Regions from separate parts of the Homo sapiens genome. Here regions 2 and 3 are each linked to region 1. The links are chromatin contacts, found by Hi-C or POLR2A ChIA-PET in ENCODE. All regions are on one chromosome and are shown on one strand. The core of a region is the stretch at or near the end of the contact, and the rest is flanking DNA. Distances in the headings are between cores, read along the strand shown. Region 1 has its middle 9.8 kb from the start of TRT-TGT2-1. Region 2 overlaps DUSP10 (dual specificity phosphatase 10). Region 3 overlaps LOC124904517 (a long non-coding RNA gene).

The links. A loop is a pair of places that touch in the nucleus more often than their neighbours do. ChIA-PET counts read pairs that join two places held with the same protein, here RNA polymerase II (POLR2A). Pooled maps may share reads with other maps.
Region 2: a map of chondrocyte shows a loop between it and region 1 (3-fold over the local background). The contact joins two enhancer-like sites. A Hi-C loop is called at or near these places in 2 of 168 maps with a recorded cell type or tissue (chondrocyte and naive thymus-derived CD4-positive, alpha-beta T cell), 6 of 37 single-sample maps with no recorded cell type and 9 of 50 pooled maps. POLR2A ChIA-PET finds 5 or more read pairs at or near these places in 2 of 52 experiments (AG04450 and HepG2).
Region 3: a map of IMR-90 shows a loop between it and region 1 (4-fold over the local background). The contact joins two enhancer-like sites. A Hi-C loop is called at or near these places in 2 of 168 maps with a recorded cell type or tissue (CD8-positive, alpha-beta T cell and IMR-90), 1 of 37 single-sample maps with no recorded cell type and 11 of 50 pooled maps.

Annotation. Positions count from the first base shown.
Region 1 is chr1:222,452,754-222,457,647 of GRCh38, forward strand. No RefSeq gene overlaps it. Among named protein-coding and RNA genes, the nearest start is that of TRT-TGT2-1, 9.8 kb to the right of the region's middle. RefSeq lists an enhancer at 2,632-2,681. Within about 2 kb of position 2,783, at least 10 of the 41 ENCODE cell types and tissues checked have a DNase peak (open chromatin) inside an H3K27ac peak, as active enhancers do.
Region 2 is chr1:221,707,004-221,711,897 of GRCh38, forward strand. The region is part of intron 2 of DUSP10 (dual specificity phosphatase 10); the gene reads right to left. Among named protein-coding and RNA genes, the nearest start is that of DUSP10, 33 kb to the right of the region's middle. RefSeq lists an enhancer at 1,006-1,115. Within about 2 kb of position 2,113, at least 16 of the 41 ENCODE cell types and tissues checked have a DNase peak (open chromatin) inside an H3K27ac peak, as active enhancers do.
Region 3 is chr1:221,867,094-221,871,987 of GRCh38, forward strand. All of the region lies in intron 2 of LOC124904517 (a long non-coding RNA gene), which reads left to right. Among named protein-coding and RNA genes, the nearest start is that of LINC01655, 29 kb to the left of the region's middle. Within about 2 kb of position 2,003, at least 3 of the 41 ENCODE cell types and tissues checked have a DNase peak (open chromatin) inside an H3K27ac peak, as active enhancers do.

The DNA of each region.
Region 1 (4,894 bases), core at 1,533-4,032:
TCCTCTGACCACGCAGGCATCCCTTCCTCAGTTGAAGTCCTGTAGCACACATCATTTCTTCTCACTGGACATGTGTGACATTTCTTCACATTATTCATTAACTTCCGTCTGTGTGAATCTTCCTCCCACAATGGTACTGGAGTTCCCTAAGGACAAGAACCATGCCTCACTCTAGATTGCCTAGCACAGTCCTTTTTGCAAAAAAGATGATTAAATAAATGTATTAAAGCACACATTTCAAGAGTAAGATGTACTAGGAAGAGCTCAGATCTGAGCTTTAAATCCCAGGTACAACATTTGCAAGTTGCATGGTTAGAAACTTCTAAGTCAGAGCTAATTACAGCTACCTGACAGGGGGGTTTTGAGTATTAAGTGAGATAATGTATATAAGGCACCTAATATGTACCTGAAGCACGGTGGGCTCTCAACAAATTCCCTTCTCCTGCCACCCTACCTGAAACTGACATAGAATGACAAGGGACAAACCTGTTAGGAGACAGGCAAAGATGATAAAGGTACTTTCCATTCCACAGCTCAGAGATCCTGTTCCAGGAAGCATCTGTCTTGACAAGGTGTGAGGACTCTAAGGGAGGCTGAAACTCTAAGGGAGACAATGAGATGCTAACAAGCTGGAAATCAGATGCATTTCAAGAACCATTTACACCCCAACAGGCTGACCTCAGAAGGGCACTCGAGACTGCCCACTGCTTTGTACTGCAGGAAGGTGAGTGTTCAACCCTAAAGAGGCGCTGGTCCAGGAAGCCCTGGTTCAGTATCCCAGTGGCTGAGGTCTGACCTGTAGCCTGTTCTCAACCAAATGGAGGAAGATGGGGGGTCACTCAGGCCCAGACCAGAAAGCAGGCTCACCGCCCTCTTACTTGCTGTCAAATTTCCTAACCAGTCATTAGAAGAGTCACTCTGTGGGACACCCAGTTGAGTCCATGCTATTAATAACATAATAAATGTGTGCAACTCAGGATAAAAATAATTCTCTGTACCTACATAGAAGGATGTGTGCATGGGCCTGTATGTCCTTTGAAGCACCATTAATGATTGAACAAGAATTCATTGCACCTTTTTTTTCCAGAGCAGCCTCTGACACTTTATAATCTGAGAAAAAAATGGCAGAACTTCTGCATCTCATGTGGAGCAGTTGAGTTTCCTGCCCACTTGTTTTCTCAGATAAACCCGAGTCAGGCTCCCAACTCTCCAGCCCACCCACCCAGGACTTTGCGCAGAGATTTGCCTTCATTTCCTCATCTGTACCCGGTGTGACAACACTTACCTTGCAGGTAGTCATGAGCATTAAATAGAGGAAACTAATCTTCCTAAAGTGCTGGTATCGTGCTTGCTGTTCCAACCCTGATAGCCATCATTACATTATTACAAGTCAAGCTGAAGGGCAGGAGAATAAATTGTAAGAATTTATTAAGCGTGGGTAGGGACCGAGTCTGGGCAGCCACAAGCAAAAATGGGAAAGGGATTCGCATGGTGGGAATGGCATTTGCCCATCTCCATTTTCGAGGCCTCTCTCTGGGTTCAACAGTTCTTCTAAGATCACATATGGCTGTCTGGCCACTTTAGTTGTAAGCTTTCTCTGCTTCCAAGAGATGTGAACTCATTTCAAGCAGCTCATTGGCAGCCCTCCTGCCCATTCTATGCATATTTTACAGAGGAGAGCTTTGAAGCTTAAGCAAAATGGCATTTGCAAGGTCACAGAGCTCACTGGTGGCAGAGCTGGGATACAGGACTATTGGATTCAAAGCCCCCCACCCACTCTTTACCTCCCTCCCCTTTCTAAAGCATGACCCACTGGAGCTTTCACGGTGGGGGCTATAGATTGTGGAAAAAAGTGGCAACATGACTGTGAACTTGCATCTGATCCAGTGATTCCAAATTCCCTTACAATTGAGGCAGAGACTCCGCCAAAGGGACTGGTGAGCCCTGTGACTGGCCCCATCACCATGACAACACTCCTGTTCCAGCGCCTCAAGGGATCTCCACTCTCCTACCTTCTCACGTAGGTGGGAAAGGTGGCGTCCTCACCTACATGTACGGCCAGGACTCCCATAATTTAAGAAGAGCCAGCTAGATCACTAAAATGGTCTCCATGCTACACGTTACAACTGCACATCTCAGCACCCAAAGCCTTCACTGGAGAGAGAAAACCGTGCCTGGGTGACTCGTGACTCGACATTGGCTCCGGACGTGTCAGTACAGAGGAACGTCGGTACCGGATCCCAGACATAGGGCTGAGCCCAGCTGGTTCTCATTCTCTTCTGGGGCCAGGCCTGCTGCTGGTTTCATTTAATTGAATATTTTGATTGTTTGATTTCTGTAGCCAGAAGCCTGTAGGCAGTAAATGCCCTTTTCCATCAGTTCAAGAAAGAAAATGTACCTGCCGAGGTAGTATCTGCTTCGCTGAGCTGCTGACTTATTTTAAGAACTAAATCTTTCCTGTTACTATATTTTTCACTCTGGGGTGTGCGCGCTCCAAGACTGACAGTAACTCAGGTCTAGGACAGGAGCGTCCTCTCGGCGATGACTTAGCGCCACCTACTGACCACTTGCTCAACAGCGGCCACGTTCAGCAACCACGGTGATCTCGACAGACACGAAAATGTTCTGTGCTCTCAACGAGAAGTTCTGCATGTATTCTTCCCTTCTCACATAGCAGAGCTTGCCTAGCAGAATTGTGCTCCTTTTATTTTTTAATATAAGTAAGTTAAGACACAGGGCTCCAGCAAGAAAGCTGAGCAAGTTCTCCATTTGGCAACTGTTTCATACTTCCCGACTTTGGCGGCTGTCATTTATAAATGATGAGCTCATGAGTGAGGAGGCTGATGCAACCCCCAGGGGCCCAAAACACAAGCATGGAGAAAGACAGCCCTCCTGTGGGATCTGATGCAATCGTCTTGTCTTCTTTAGGCTTTGATACCAGTGTTTCTAAACTTTAGGTGCAAGATTATCCTCACAGCACCTCTAAGGAGTATAAACCCCAGGGTTATTACTTACCGGTTACCACAGCAACTCATATGTAAAGAGTTGGAAAGTCCTTCCTCTGTGGTGATTGAGAGTAGACATGGAGCTGTTTGCAACCCCCTAAACACATTGCCCCCTTGCCACACAATAGCAAAAATTGAGAATTATCATCCTGTCACCACCCAGTGGCTCTGGGCCCTCAAGCTCCCAATTACTTACAGATATCTACAGCAGAGTCTCTTGACCTTCGCACCATCGGGTCAGATAGGTCTTTGTTGTTGGGAGGCTGCCTGCGCATTATGAGCATTTAGTAGTATCCTTGGCCTCTACCCACTGGTGTCACTGGCACCCCACCACTGTCCCCAAACCTCCACCCCTGTTATAACAATCAAAATACCTATAGACATTGCCAAATGTTTCCTGGGGGTACAAAATCACCTCTGCTTAAGAACCACCTATCTGGAAGGCAAATACATGGAATATAAGAAGAACAACAACAGTAATAATTACTAGTACTGCTATCATTTAAAAGGTAAAATTGCACCACCAGCTAATGGATAAGTCATCGGCTTCCTAAAAGGCACTAATTACGTGCTGAGACTTTTATGGCCTTATCTTATTTAGTCTTCACAACCAAGAAACCAGTCTGTGTTGACAAAACATTCACATTACAAGGAAACTGAAGATCAGAGATGCCAAGTAACTTGGCCAAGGGTGCAGAGCTGTCAGTGGCTGAACTACCATTTGAAACCAGACTTTCCTGACTGTAAAATCTGAGCCTGTCACCACCTCCAGATCCTGAGGTCACATAGCACAGATAGTTCTGGAACAGTCCTCACTCTCAAAAGTTCTGCCAGAGTATGCTAGCACTATTCAAATAATATATCTAGATTTAGATTTAAAGACATAAAGACTGTAGCTATCCTCTGTAAGAAATTGACCCAAAGTGTGACTGCTGTGGAGGTTTTCCAATAGGGGAATAGAGCGGGCCAGAGTCTTGGCCAGTAATTGACTGTATGGCCTTTATTTGGGGTCAGTTACTTAAGCTCTTGAAGTCTCTTCTTGTTCATATATAAGATAAAAAATTTTGTCAGAGCAATGGTACTCAACTCTGGCTGCACATTAAAATCACTTGGGTAGCTTTTTGCCATGGTTTGGATCTGTGTCCCCACCCAAATCTCATGTAATCCCCAATGTTGGAGGTGGGGCCTGGTGTGAGGTGGGATTGGATCATGGGGGCAGATTTCCCCCTTGGTACTGTCCTCAAGATACTGAGTTCTCATGAGATCTGGTTGTTTAAAAGTATGTGGCACCTCCCTTCTCTTTCTCTTTTGCTCCTGCTCCTACCGTGAAGACATATCTGCTCCCCATTTGCCTTCTGCCATAATTGTAAGTTTCCTGAGGTCTTCCCAGAAGCCAAGCAGATGCCAGCATTGTGCTTCCTGTACAGTCTGTGGAACCATGAGCCAATTAAACCTCTTTTCTTTATAAATTACCCAATCTTGGGTGTTTGTTTGTGGCAATATGAGAATAGCCTAATACAGAAAATTGGTACCAGGAGTAGGATATTGCTATAAAGATACCCAAAAATGTGAAAGCAACTTTGAAACTGGGAAATAGGCAGAGGTTGGAAGAATGTGGAGGGCTAGAAGACAGGAAGTTGAGGGAAGGTTTGGAACATCCTAGAGAGTTGTTTAATGGTTGTGATTAAAATGCTGACAGTGACGTGGACAGTGAAGTCCAGCCTGAAGATGTCTCAGATGGAAATGAGGAACTTATTGGGAATGAGTAAAGGTAACCTTTGCTATGCCTTATCAGACAGCTTAGCTGCATTATGCCCCTGCTCTAGAGATCTGTGGGACTTTGAACTTGAGAGTGGTAATTTAGGATATCTGGCAGAAGAAATTTCTAA
Region 2 (4,894 bases), core at 863-3,362, 750 kb before region 1:
TATAATCTGGGTACCATCATTTCCTGACACTATTACTTAAGTTCATTTATCTCTGTGCTTCAGTTCCACCATCTGTAAACTGAGGGTGATGGTGTCTCCCTTTGAGTGCAATTGTGAGCCTGAGATAAATGAATACGTGTAAAATACTTAGCACATCTCCTGGCACACAGTAGAACTCAGCAGGCATTCACTATTTTAATTTATATTATTTATATGATTGCCCACAGGTGAAATCAGCAGAGAAGTACTTGGAAAAGACAAGCCAGGGTGGGGTGTGAAGGACTGCTCTTATAATCTTTTTTGATATTCTCCACGTAGGGCCCTGACATTTATCAACCCTGACTTTCAGTAGAACAGAATGTGAGAGCAGCGCGGTTGCTTACTCCTCGACTTTCCAAGGCTTGTGGGCACATAAACCCATCAAGAAACCTCTTTTGGATGTGTGAATGCATGCTTTTGAGCTTACGGCTCTGCTCTGCCTCCCACGAGTTATGGGTCTAGTATAAAAAGCTTATAAACTGTGCTTATTTCTCCATTTTTAAAATGCAAACCTTCCCCTGAACAAGTGCAATCTCACTTTTGGGAATGGATCTTAGGGAAATCATCTAACCAAAGATAGTTAGCTAGATATATGGAGATGTTCACTACAATGTTATCTGTTTTATATATATTTTAAAAAGGCCAAGTAAAACACAAAAATAAAAGAAAAAAAGTTATTACATTCATTCCACGGAGTATTATGTAGCCTTTAAAAGAGTAGTTGCAAAAAGGATGTGAAAATAAATAAAACATTTTGGTTTAATATTAAATTTTTTAAAAGCTAAGTAAAAAACATTGACCAAAAGCTGAAGAACTGTACAAAAAACGAACAATTGTTTAAATTAGGGAATTTACGGATCATAGTTTATTGTTTAAATTTTCTGCTAATATTTTTACACACAATGGCATGCACAGATAAACCCAAAGGATTATTACAAAGCTCAAATTATAATAATATACATGTAAGTGCTATAAAATCTGGATTGACATTATTAGTGCCAACTGAGCTCTAACCCTACTCAAACAGAACTAGATACACTCTGGCTTTCCCTTTGAAAAGAGGGGGAAGTGGAAAAGTCCTATTAGCTGAAAGCCACCAGAACACAACATCTACCCTCAAAGACAGATGGCTTGTGGCTGTCTTGATAGTTCCAGGAGATAAGGCAGAAAACCCAAAGCATGAACAAGAGACGGTTATGTTGCAATAAGGACAGGAAGTCTATCTGTCCACTAGCCTCTGAGCCTGGCATATGTTCTTCTCCATTTCAAGTCTCATCTTTGACAAACCACAGCGGGAAACTCCAGACCATAACCTAGACCGAGTCTCATGACTTTTCACAACCAATGGACCCGGAGCTGGCTGTGTAAAAGAGAGAAATCATATTTTCCTTAAGGTATGGTTATGATCCAAAGAAAACTCAAAGGGCAATATTATGTTCACTTTACTCATTGAAAGTAAGAAGTCAAAACCTACCCTAGCTTTTTGAAAAGAAAAACAAGAGCTATATACGAATTTCAGTTGATTTCTAGAATTAACCTCTGCCCTTACATATGATAGTTTATTCTGCTAGGCAATTATGACAATAAAGTTTGAACCTGAAGAGATAATTCTGAAGTAGAAGAAAGAAAATATGGAAAATAACTTCACCAGTGAAGACTTAAAAAATAAATAAGATAAAAACTACCCATTGTCATCATCACAGCCTCCACAAAAGGGATTCTGAAGAGTTAAAATCTGCTCAGCTTCGCCTCCACAAAAACCCAAATTCCACACAGATTCTGTGATGGGAACCTAATTCACTTTTTTCTTCAAAAAAGGCAGTTGTTACATTTTTCCATATAAGATGAGAGGGAAGAACAATAAAACAAATTCAAAAGAAGGCTCTAAAAGCAGGGGAAAAACCTCTCTGTTCTTATTTAGGGTACTCAAGCTGTAATTTGTCTTAAAAGCAGCTAGTTTAAAAAAAAAAAAAAAAACCAACACATGCTAGAAAACCCCACACACAGAAAAAAGCAGCGTCCAGCTTTTTAAAATTCTGCCTCTACACCTCCTTTCTCAATGACATCAGCTGGAGGCTCCCCACCTGCCCAGTTGCCATAGCAGTTACACAAAGACATACAATGACATCAGTTGGCATGATATCAGCTCTTTGAGTGCAAACAATACAAGAAGAACTACTTTGTTTAAGGCCTTTGGTGCAACTGTGTTCTGGGGAGCCAATGATGTAATGCTAACAGGTGGCATGGGCCTTCCATTTGCCTAATGGGGGGAAAAAAACCCGTGGCGGAGTGGGGGGAGGAGGGAATTTGAGACAGACACACAGAATGCTCCAAATCACAGAGCATGCTTATGTGCAAAAGTATGGGTGCATTGTATGTTTAAGCCATGTAGGAACTCTGTTCTTATAATATTTGGAGGTGGGAGGGGTGGGGGTGGAGAGAAAAGGAGATATTACAATTTAAACATATAAGGTAAACAAGGAAATTCTCCTTGAGGGGTCTGAAGAAATAGTCTCCTGTTCAACTGCCACTCTGCTAATCAACTTGGGCATCAGTTTTCCATAAGGCTTATGCACAGCTCTGTACTGCAGTTAAAAACTCTCTCTGTGGACGGTGCTTAAAGTAAAAAACAACGAGTGGAAGCTCACAGTGGTGGCTTTTTCCAGAGAAGTCTGCAGGAAGGATTGTTTTCTTCTCTTGGGGAAGGGTTGAAATTGAAATCTGGAGGGGAGGGGGAAGAGTAAAGCTAATCTGGTTTTTCTTTTCCAGTTACTTTCCTCCGACCCTACCCCATCAAGTATCACCAGAGGCCAAAGTGACTGATCACTTAATGAGGAACCCTGATGATGTTATGTTTATTACTATTTAAGAATATTAGAACATGATAATTAACAAACAAAGCAGGAGCAGTGTAGCATGGAGGTTAAGAGCAAAGGTCAGAGACAAACCACACCTAGCTGCAGTTATGATTCTGCCTCCTAGCAGCTGTGAGACCCTGTGCAAGTCAGGTTCCCTCATTAAGCCTCAGTTTACCAATCTATTAAGTGGATGTAATATCATCTACCCATCAGGGTCATAGTTCAGGAAGCCTATGTAAAGGTTTTGATACACGACCAGGTATTCGATAAATAATGTCTTATTACCCCCAATATCATCACCTTTGTTCTAAATTCCAACAGATCTATGCACACGCATAGTCCATGAGAGCCCTAAGTGCAGTGCAGTGATTCAGAGAAGGAGTATTGAGGCTGGACTTCTTGGGTTTGAATCCCCAGCACAGCCAAACACTAGCTATGAGACCCTGGGCAGGTTTCTCACCTGTCTGTTCCTCAGTTTCCCTGTATACAAAACAGGGATAACAATAGTACCTACCTCACTGTACTGTTGTAATGATTAAAGTGGTTAATAAAGTACCTTAAAACAATGTCCAGCACATTGTAAGTGCTTTTTCTTTTCATCACTTTGGGAAACTACCATTTTAAAGATCTAAAAAAAAAAAAATCTGCTTAATATAAAGACTCTATATAAGTAAACTAATGTTCCTGAGTTTTTACTTTTAAAATTTTATTTAACAAAAAAGAATTAGGAACCAAGGTATCCGAGCAGTTTTAAAGTTTGCAAAACATACTTTTAACATAAAGAAAGCAACAGCTCCCTATTTTTCCTAAACAAATATATCTGATTTCACTTTGTTGGTCCTAGCTTTCCTAACAAACACTGTCTTTGCATTTCTGGTTTTTCCACAGAATTGGATTTTGAAAATAAAACTGTTCTTCCCTCCTTCTTCCTTTCCTCTAATTTCTACCAAGGTGGCTAACTTCCTTATGTGCACAAGAGCCTGCAGTTATTAGTGCGAACATATTGTAGCCATGAGCAACAATGCTGGGGTAGGGTGAGGCAAGGCGGGGTGGGGGGGCAGCAAACATTTTCAAAGCTTATGTCAAAAGTAGGTTCTCTGCCAAAATGAGTATGGTCAGTACATTGATTCTAAATGGCAGCAACAAAGAATACCTAGCACCCCTAAAGAACTATATGTGGAAATACTGCCTGCCAGTTTCTTCTAACACACGGTCAGTTCAGTGACAGTCCTACTGAAGCAATGGATTCTAGTTTTAGTGGGAAACTTCTCTTTATAGATGCATTTCAGCTCCTGTTGCTGTTTTGGCGACTGCAGTCCTAGAAACAGAAGAGTCCTCTGTAATGTGATTCAGAAGCAATGCGCTGGGTTGTGAGTTAAAGAAACCACATCCAAATGCAGAATCTATAAGCAAGAGATTTTTATACTCTAAAGGTGGACAGCCCTTTTTGGTCTTATGCTAAGCTAGAAAGTGAGCTGTTTCCAGAAATTTAAGGAACACTCTCACTGAAGGTCAGCAAACAGAAGTAATGTCCAAAGACCAGGGGGAGGGGTGTAGGCTAAAATTGGACTCTTCTACAGTTTGCTATAAGCATATTGATCACCCCTCTCTGTTGCCTAGTTTTTCTTACTGAGTAACCAGTCTTTTAAAGTAAAACAGTACCTTGATGATAGTGGTTAAGATCATAGACTGGAGCCAGATTGCTTGAGTTAAAACTCCTGACTCCTATCACTTACCTTGTAACCTTGAGCAAGTTATTGATGTCTCTGCATCTCAGTTTACATATCTGTGACTTGTAATATAATAATTTCTATCTCACAGAGCTCTCAATATGGATAAAATGCTACATGAGAGTTAGGTGTTTTATTATAAGTGGGAGAGACATTGCTGTAAGTTGCATACTATTTTGTTTATACCAGGAACAGATGGATGCTATGATATACTCCATGGAAACAGAACATCAGAGCCACTCAAGATTCTATAAGCACAAGAATCTG
Region 3 (4,894 bases), core at 753-3,252, 590 kb before region 1:
GGGTGAAATAGACACTGTAACTACAAAGGCCAGACTTTTATACACACATGCACACACATATATACATACTGTTTCCAGGATATTGAATGTCTTGCAGCAACAAAATGCCACTGTTGCTATCGTGAAACAGACTTGAGGAAGCCTAGAGGCAAAGGCAAACATTTCATACCCACATTACAATACTGTTCCTGGCTGACAGCTTGTTCCCCACTGACCTAGGGCTCATTCTCTAGCTGAACCATGGCCCATCACTGGGGCAGATTCTGATCAGCCAGGATGGTGGAAATTGACTAGTGGCTCATGAGTGGTTGGTCTCATCTGAGTCTGAGGAGGTGCTTCATTCTTGCTATGCACAACTTAAAATCCAAGAATTGTGAGATATTCATAAAGCAAGATGTCGCTTTGACACAGAAGGCAAAGTTTAAGAGCCTATTAAAGACCATACTCTATTAGTTCCTTAAATATGTCCTTATTCAAGTCACTATGGTAATTCTCTGGTATTATCCCTTATGAATAGCTATTCATTGTGGTCATATGGGGTAGAATATCGGATCAAATCATAACTTCTCCATGCCCTGTTTCTTCATCAGAACAGAAATAAAAATAGTATCTAATTCGTATATTTGTTGTGATAATTAGGTAAATTCAAACATAAATCATAGAGTAGTGACTGGTAGGTAATAAGCCATAATATACACTATTTTTATTAAATATGATAATGTGTTTATGGGTCTTGGTAATTCAACTATGGGGTAAGTAGGGAAAGAAATGTTATCTATAAAAATGACCCTTTTGCCCTCCATTTTATAGCTGGGGAATGGTCTGTTTAATGCTAACTAGGGCTACTTTCTGGTTGTTTGCACAACGAGAGCCAAGTGTCCATCACTCAGATAATAGCAGAGTGATGATCTCTCCAAACTAGATAGATTTGAAATGGTTTCAAGAATTGGGGTTTCTTAGTCTAGAATAAAGAAGACTAGAGAGGAGATACAACCACCGTCTTCAAATATAGAAGGGCTGACATAGAGAGAAACAGTTACATCTATTTTGTTTGTATCTAGAGGACAGAACCATGACCAGCTGGGTAGAAGTTAAAGGGAAACTTGAACTCAACATAGGAAGAATTCTCTAATAATCAGCATTGTATAACAAGATATGGGCAGTTCATAAAGCTATCTCCACCAATGGAAGTGCTGTGTGACCTTAAACATATAACTTAAACTATCTGTACCTTGGTTTCTTCATCTGCAAAATGAGAATAACAATAGCTACTTTCGAGGGATGTTGTGAAGACTAAATACATTTATATGTATATAGTCTTTCAAACAGTGCTGGAACACATTTGGCATTCTATGGGTGTTAGCCATTGTATAACTGACTTATAAAGGTGAAAAGGGGCAAGTGTTGTTATCTCTTACATGATGGAAATAAGATCAATTATCAAGCAACCTGGTTTACTCTTAGGCAACTGATCATTATGGCAATGGGAATTACCTAAGCTGTCTCTGGCATCATTGGTATATCCCTCAGCAAGGGTACTCTCTTCAGTCTCAATTCTTATTGGCATCAACTGTGTCGTATATATTTTTAGAGATTTCCACAATGCCCAGGCAGTGAGCCTTCAATAAATACATGTTGTCTAGACATACATAGTGGTACCTTCTCATGGAAAGAGTATTGATTTATGCCCTATAATTACAAGTATCTCTACATCCTTCTCTAATCAGTATCGGTGAAGTCACCGTCTAACTGCTTCCAGACAGTCATTTTAAATTTATTTCTAACTCAACAGTCTCTGCAATTTAACTTGATTAAATACAACACAGGTTTAATTGGAACTTAGCTGCAAATTAAGAGCAAAGAATCCATAGAATTGACTGCTCTTTAAATATAGTTTAGCTCAGTAAGCTAATAGTTCTTTTATGGAGATGCCACACTGAGTAGACATTAAATTGTGGTTCAAACAGCAAAACAAACAAATAGTGTGTGGGCCTCTGAGTATTTATTGTGATTATGCTATATGAGTAATAAGTAATATTTGAGGACATTAGTCATTATTGGCTTTGCATACTTCCTTTGCATGTGGGAGCCAGGATAAACAAGCCCTGGGATGCCCTCCTTTTTCTTGTGTGGGCTCATAATTAAGGGCTAGGGGAGAGTTATTCCCTCTGTAGAAATTTGGTACTGCTGATTTACATATATTTGCTGTTTTTGTAATCCAAAAATCTGGGGTGTTTATGGGTCTGCAATTCTGTGTGGCTCTGTGCCTGTAGAAGAGCTAGTAGAAAATGACACATTTGTCCGAGTTTCAGACTTACCATTATGAGACAGTTTGTCTTTTTCTGGGCAAGGACATAAAGATCTGCAGGGATTATAGTCACACTGCACTTGTGACAGATACATGGGTTGAAAAGAAGAGCGGCATTTTCTCCCCCTCCCCTATTTTCTTTGGAGTATGCTTTTTAATTGTTTTCTGTATATACTTTTGTGTAAGTTACGAGGACTTGCAGAAGGTTCTTCAGAAAACAGGAGATATGATAAGATTTATCTTTCTGGAAAGTTAATGCTGGTAGCACAGGGAAGGCATGGCTAAAAAGAATAAACTGGAGAAGAGAAATAAGTTAGGATCCTACTGAAAAAATTCAGGTATAAAATGAAGATCTTTAATAATAACTGGGAATGGGAGAAACACCAAATTCCAGATACAGACCTAAAGTAGAAATGGTAGGGTTTATTGGTCCATGAGCTGTGTGAGATGAAGAGGAGCTCAGGTTAATCATAATGTTTAGAGGACTGAGGGAATGATGACACTGCTAACTGGGATTTGGAAATGGGGAAAGAGAATAGGACCGGGGAATGATGCATTCGGTTTTGGACCTGCTGTGTTTGAGATTTATTTGCAGCTCTTTAAACATAGTTTGGATTCGTAAGCTCATAGTCAGATGAAGACATTTGGAAATATGGGTCTGGCACTTAAGCCATATGTCACATCTGGCCTGTAGACTTGGGAGACATTTGAGCACAATGTTACAATGTCCTCACTGGTTCCCAGCTTTCATTAAAATGTATCTAAACAACTATATAAAATATAAAAATATTTCACTTCTTAATATAAGGTACCTGAGATCTGGAAAAAGTGACATTATTTTGTCCTGCATTTTTTTTTCAATCTTAAGAATTAAATAAAGCCCAGGAAAAGTCTTCTGTGGTAGGCAGAATAACAGCCTCCCAAAGATGTCCATATCCTTATCTCTGGAACCAGTGAATACATTTCCTTACATAGGAAAAGGGACTTTAGAATTGTGATTGAGTTAAAGACCTGGAGATGAGGAGATTATACTTGATTACCTGGGTCGGCACGATCTAATCACACTGGTCCTTAAAAGAAGAGAAACGGCCAGGTGCAGTGGCTCACGCCTGTATTCCCAGCACTTACGGAGGCCGAGGTGGGTGGATCACGAGGTCAGGAGATCGAGACCATCCTGGCCAACATGGTGAAACCCCGTCTCTACTACAAATACAAAAATTAGCTGGGCATGGTGGTGCGTGCCTATAGTCCCAGCTACTTGGGAGGCTGAGGCAGGAGAAACGCTTGAACCTGGGAGGTGGAGGTTGCAGTAAGCCCAGATCTCGCCACTGCACTCCAGCCTGGCAACAGAGTGAGACTCTGTCTCAAAAAAAAAAGAATCTTTCCCAGCTGTGGTCACAGGCAGATATGACTACAGAGGAATGCTCAAAGAATAGTGACAATGCTGGCCTTGAAGATGAAGGAAGAAAGTCATGAGCCAAGGAATATAGGTGGCCTCTAGGAGCCAGAAAAGGTAAGGAGACAGATTCTTCACTAGAGCCTCCAGAAAGGGGCACAGCCCTGTGACGACTTGATGTTTGCCACCTAGACCTGTGTCGGGCCTCTAACCTAACAACTGTAAGATAAATTTGTGTTGTTTGTCAGGCCAGATCCCTATTAACTTTAATAGAGATGGCAACAGTTTCAAGAGGCTGAGGAAGAGACCTGGAGCCAGCAAACGAGACATAGGGTTTTATTTAGGGGAACCTACATACAGGGACAGTCCAGTGGTGGCAAACTGAATGGTAGAACCAAAGCTGCTTACAAAAAAGAATGCGGTTTATATAGCACTTTCAGTTAGCACCCTCCCCTGGCCACCTCCACGTGGCAACCCTCATTTCTTAAGTTATTGCTATCAGGTGTGTCTGTCATCCAACAGGTGTGCCTGCCATACAGGGGATGCCTAAGTTAACTGATTGCTGTCAGGTGTATCTACCATACATGTTTTAAACCACCGCGTCTGCACTAATATATATATATATATTTTTTTTTGAGCTGGAGTTTCGCTCTTGTTGCCCAGGCTGGAGCGCAGTGGTGTGAACTCGGCTCACTGCAACCTCCACCTCCAGGGTTCAAGCAATTCTCCTGCCTCAGCCTCTGGAGTAGCTGGGACTACAGGCACACATCACCATTCCTGGCCAATTTTTTGTATTTTTAGTGGAGATGGGGTTTCACCATGTTGGCCAGGCTGGTCTTGATCTCCTGACCTCACGTGATCCACCCACCTCAGCCTCCTAAAGTGCTGGGATTACAGGCGTGAGCCACCACACCCAGTCCAATAATTTTTTTATAGCAGCAATAGAAAAGGAATACATCTTCTCAGTTACAAAGTTTTAGTACTTGCTGCTGAGAAATAATTTTTCTTTATCATCATCAATATTTATTAACCTCTTGTCATTCAATGGTATATATCCTATCTGAACTTGGTTTCCTCCAGTGCAAAGTGAGATGATGTTATCTGACCTAACGGATATGTTTTAAGAATTTAAATGAGAGTCCACATGTAAAATGCACATCATATATTACAACACGCTGGTGAAGCATCAA